Linked DNA regions of Mus musculus: region 1 is linked to region 2. Evidence: chromatin loops called from intact Hi-C (ENCODE). Cell type or tissue: gastrocnemius. All regions are shown on one strand.

Region 1 (2,500 bases), 89 kb after region 2:
TTATAACTTGCCAGGTGCACTACAGTAATCGCTAGCACTTTCTTCAATGTCTAGTAAATTAGGGCTGTGTTCAGAAGAGGGGTGGTATTTGTTTTGATATGGGGCCTCACTGAATGACCAAATTGGTCTCTAATTTCTCTCACTCCAGCCTCTCTGGTGCCTGGGACTGTAGGTACAAGACACCACACCCCAGGGTTAGGATTAGGGTTAGTGTACTGGTTTATGACAAACAGCTGTTGTCACTTTCATTTTGTTGTTGTTGTTATTGTTTGTATGGTGAGCACAGCTGTTAGAATTGGGTAGACAGGTGAAAATGCTCTAAGGGCTAGCCACCATGTCTTCTACAACAAGTACCCGATGGAAGTAGCAGATAGTTAGCAAAATGTCATCACACTCAGCAGTCCCAGCATCCAGAGAGTAAACAGAAGGTAACATCTTCAAATTAAGTTTACAAATATCCAGCAGACGTCAGCTGGGGAAACCCAACTGCGTCGTGAGTTGAGTTCCTGTTTAGCCTTGATCAGAACAGTGTCGCCCCAGTAAGGCCTGCATAGCAAAGAATGATGGCATCAAGTAGCACCATCCAAGCAGGCACGGAATGTCATCTATCCGTCCAGCTACCATCAACTCAAGAGGAGACCCAGTGGAGCCTTGTCGTGGTCCCCTCTCTCCATGAATGAGCAACTAGCGTCCTTTTCCCATTGCAGTCATTTTTAGGGTGTGGAATTAAACAATAATTACATTGTGGAGACAGATAGCTTTCTCCTTGTTCACTGCCATGTTCTCAGTGCCCTCACCTGCTTACCGACTTTCTCCTTGGTACAGAGGTAGGAAGCCAGCTTGCCCCTTGACAAGTTTTGGAGGAGACAAGGGAGAGCTTGAAACTTAACTTTCCACAAGCTTAGATAGTACAAGACAGTTGAGTCAGCTTGGGTTCTGTACAGTGTGTGCCTTTGATAACTGGCTGTGTCCATTCTCTTAGTTGCAGAGCTGCTGTATTCACTGCAGTGGTGTGAAGAACTCGACAATGCGCCATCTTTCCTAAGTGGATTTTGTGGAATCCTTCAAAAAATGAATATAACTTACAGCAACTTATCTGTACTTAGTGAGACTTCTAGCCTCTTGCAGCTGTTATTTGACAGGTAAGACGCCCTTTCAATTTGTTTTAAAATTGGCTTTCCCATCCATAAGATGTAAACCCAGTTTGTGCTTTTGTTTCAATCAGAGTGTTGATCTAAAGCCCTTTTAATGGTGTCTTAGTTTGGGTTTTATTGCTGTGAAAAGACACTGTGACTAAGATAGCTCTTACAAAGGAAAACATTTAATCCGGGCTGGCTTACAGTTTGTCCACTATCCTCATGATGAGAAGCATGACAACATACAGGCAGGCAAGGAGCTGAGAAGGAGCTAGGAATTCTACACCTTGATCCAAAGCCAGCAGAGGGCGACTTTACCATACTGGGCATAGCTTGAGCATGAGACCTTAAAGCCCCGCCTCCACAGGGACTCACTTCCTCTAACAAGGCCACACCTCCTAATAGTGCCACTCCCTATGGGCCAAGTATTCAAACACATGAGTCTATGGTGGCTGAAGACATTGTTTTCATTTGTTACATGTGATTGATCTTCCCATTACTTTTTGTATTTTAATTGCACCTGCAATGTTGTAGCTATGAGTTTCTCTTCCTCAGATGAAGAAAATGGACTATGAAAATAGTTCTGGTAGCATTATGGTAGTTAGATGTTGAATGACATTTATTTTATTTTATTTTTGAGACAGGGTTTCTCTTTGTAGCCCTGGCTGTCCTGGAACTCACTCTGTAGACCAGGCTGGCCTCGAACTCAGAAATCCGCCTGCCTCTGCCTCTCGAGTGCTGGGATTAGAGGCGTGCGCCACCACACCCGGCAAATGACAGTTATTTTGTTTTAGTTTACCAGTATTCTGAATATGCTTTACAGTATGAGGGTACCAGACTTCCTCTGGAACACCCATCCATACTAACACAGCTTGCTGGTCATAGGGATGCAGAAGGGAGATAGAGGCAGGCAGGTCCTGTGAGTTAGAGTCAGTTCGGTCTGCATGGCAAGATCCAGGTAGCCAAGTCTATATAGTGAGACCCTGCCTCAGAAAAGAAAACAGAAGAAGAGAAAAGCCAACCCCAGATACTCACAGCTCCCTCTGCATTTCATAGTGCTTCTTTGTCCTTCACTGAGACTCAGTTATTCTCTGCGAGACAGTCCTTCCCAGATGTGGCTTCTGGTCTTCAAGTGAGATGTTTAAGGGCCTCTCTCTCCTATTGGCTCTTGAGGCCCGTTGCTATTACCTGGGACTGAGAGCTCAGTTCCAGTTGTGAAGAACTAGCTACACTCCCTGTCCTTGGATAATTAGTGGCAGTTGAGTTTGAAGTTTGGAATGACTTAGTGATCCAAATTTATTTAATTTTATAGAAGGAATCCAGATACTCAGTGTTTTAAATCTTAACAATTTTCAGAATGATTA
Region 2 (2,500 bases):
CCCCACTGCTCTACTGAAAACTCTCCTCTGGACGTTCTGTTTCCTTTACCTTTTCTGAGTTGAGACCGGGCCGAAGGCTGTTAACTGTCTTTTCACTCTGACTGTCCGATGTCGTAGCCTACAGGATAAATGAAGCCCCACCCCAGATCGAATAGGCCGTAGTTTCAGGAGTGATTTTTTTTTTTTTTTTAAAGCGGTCACATTGCTTATGGAGCGATTTGTCCTGAGTTCCCCAAGCTGCCAGATAACGTTTGTTTTGTCTTTCATATTTTTACAAGTTGTAGAAATAGCGGATTCTTAGCAGTACAGAGAGGTGGTGTCCCCTTTGTAGTGATAACTGGCATACTGAATGGATGTCAGGGCTTAATGTAAGTTAGTAAGTTCTGCAAATGACACTGTTAACCTTTTGAGGGGTAGCAACAGCTTCCAGTTTCCATCTTTTCCTCCATCACTCTGGCTGAGGACATGATACATTTAAAGGATTTCTGTCACAGGCTAGCATTTCAGCACAGAGATACTTTGTGTAAATCGGTACTGATGGAGGCTATAGTGAAGACAAGTTTTTTTAAAGTACCCCCATCCCCCAAATTTAGGTTAAAAGCTAGTACTAGTAGGCTGGGATTGTAGTTTAATGGTAGATTGCTTTCTTGTGTTCAATCCCTGGAAAAGGCAGAAGGAAGAATAGTTGTTATTTAGCTAGGTGAGTAATAATCTGCCAAGTAGGAGCTATTGATTATCCCATTAGTTTACAGATAGGAAAGAGAGCCAGGCCCAGTGGGGGAAACTGAGGCTGTCTGATGACTGCCTGTGTGATCCTGGCTGTTTCTTAGAAGCATACTCAACAGAGGTATCCTGCGGTAGAAAACTCTTAACTTGGTTATCATGCCTAAGCAGACATTTTCTTTTTCAGCATTTCTCGGGATTAGAAGAGGCTGTGTATAGAAATATACAGGCCTGCAAGGAGCTTGCTCAGACTACTCGCACAGCGTACGGACCAAATGGTAATGACCAAGTTCAGGCTGTGTGGTGTGACTGTTAGCGTAGAGAGCGGGCCTCACGTGTTTTATGGTCGGTGGCATTGATGTGCCTCTCACTTTCAGTCAGGAATGCAGCTTTCTGGGAAAAGAGAAATTGGAAACGATGCTGTTACCCTGTTAGGTCCTAGGGAAGTCCAGCATCCTCACTAGTGGCCAGTACTATTGTGGAAAGGCTCAGCAGTCTGCAGAAAACAGCACGGCATCAGGAAGCTCTTCCTTCCCTTTAACCACCAGTTGAATTAGAGATGCACACAAAGAGATTACGGAAGAAACCAAATGTGTTTCTAAGCATATTGATTTTAGTGTTAATTCCTGTTTATTAAGCACGTCTTACATGCTAAGCATGTTGGTGTTTAGTCAGGGAAGCCCATGGGGCTATGATGCTGATCTAAACAGATGGTGTGTTCTGGGGCTAAACATCAGTACGGCTTCTTGCCGGAGTTTTCCTGGGTTGTTTGCAGAATATTTGAATAATAATGGAACCTTTTTTTTTTTCTTTGCAACTACTTTTAAGGAATGAATAAAATGGTCATCAATCGCCTGGAGAAGTTGTTTGTGACAAACGATGCAGCGACTATTTTAAGAGAGCTAGAAGTAAGTTTTGTTTCAAAACCATCAAAAACCCATGACTCTGACATAGGTGAAACTGTATTCAATCTAGAGGACGAAAGGCTGTTTCTTCCTCCACTTTATTGTGAAGATTTATAAGTGACCTTTCTAGGTTTTCCATTTTGGCTACTCAAACTCTTAAATTGTCTGTGGGTGGGTGGGTTGAGGAGTATTTCTCTGATGATGATGAGATTTATTATTCTATAGATTGATTCTAATGTGAATTCTCCAGCAGTATAAACTGGTAAATATTGATACTTTATTTTACATAACCTTTTGGCATTTTCCTTTTTTCCCTGAAGTTTTGTTGTCCAAGAGGGTGTGGAATAGATACTTGGAGCAGGATAAGAGGGCTGTGATGCCCATCTCTCGCTCCATTAAACCTGTGGTTTAGTATTGGAGGAGGGGGTAAATAGTGTTTTTTAAAAAATGAGAAAAATTCACATTTCTCTAACAGCTTAAAGAATATGCTAAGAAAAATCTACCTTCACAAATATTTGTGGAGGAATTTTTCATGGTAAATGAAATGAGGAGGACTGGAGTTGAGTGCAGACTCCTCTTGATCAGTTCCCAGCACCCACATCAGGCAGTCCACACAGAGCATGGAATCCTAGTTTAGAGTGACCCGCCACCCCCTTCCAGTCTCTAGGCACCTATTCACACATAGCCACACACAGACACACACAAAAATAAAAATGACCTTCAGAATAACAGAGCTGTGGTGTTGACTTAAAGGGGGACGTAGTCTTTGATTTATAAATGTGGCCTGGGGAGATAGCTCAGTGATGCAGCTCTTGAGCCTAACAAACACAAAGCCCCAGGTTCTGTCCCCATTGCTGAAAATTTAAATTGAA

What was found. Peaks named below come from ENCODE experiments on the same cell type or tissue, not always from the same donor. Only the 100,000 strongest peaks of a DNase experiment are listed, where the experiment ranks them.
Region 1: it touches region 2 in a loop (3-fold over the local background); 5 of 42 quality-filtered maps call a loop at or near these places.

The regions. Positions count from the first base shown.
Region 1 is chr16:87,404,168-87,406,667 of GRCm38, reverse strand. Ltn1 (listerin E3 ubiquitin protein ligase 1) reads left to right here. Exons shown (of 30, transcript NM_001081068.1): 17 at 983-1,142. Among named protein-coding and RNA genes, the nearest start is that of Gm25896, 14 kb to the left of the region's middle. In gastrocnemius, no CTCF peak of the experiment used is centred here; a DNase peak (open chromatin) is centred at 1,449.
Region 2 is chr16:87,492,838-87,495,337 of GRCm38, reverse strand. It overlaps Cct8 (chaperonin containing Tcp1, subunit 8 (theta)), which reads left to right. Exons shown (of 15, transcript NM_009840.3): 2 at 911-1,001; 3 at 1,552-1,631. Among named protein-coding and RNA genes, the nearest start is that of Cct8, 1.8 kb to the left of the region's middle. In gastrocnemius, no CTCF peak of the experiment used is centred here; a DNase peak (open chromatin) is centred at 1,081; H3K4me3 peaks cover 1,092 bases; H3K27ac peaks cover 658 bases.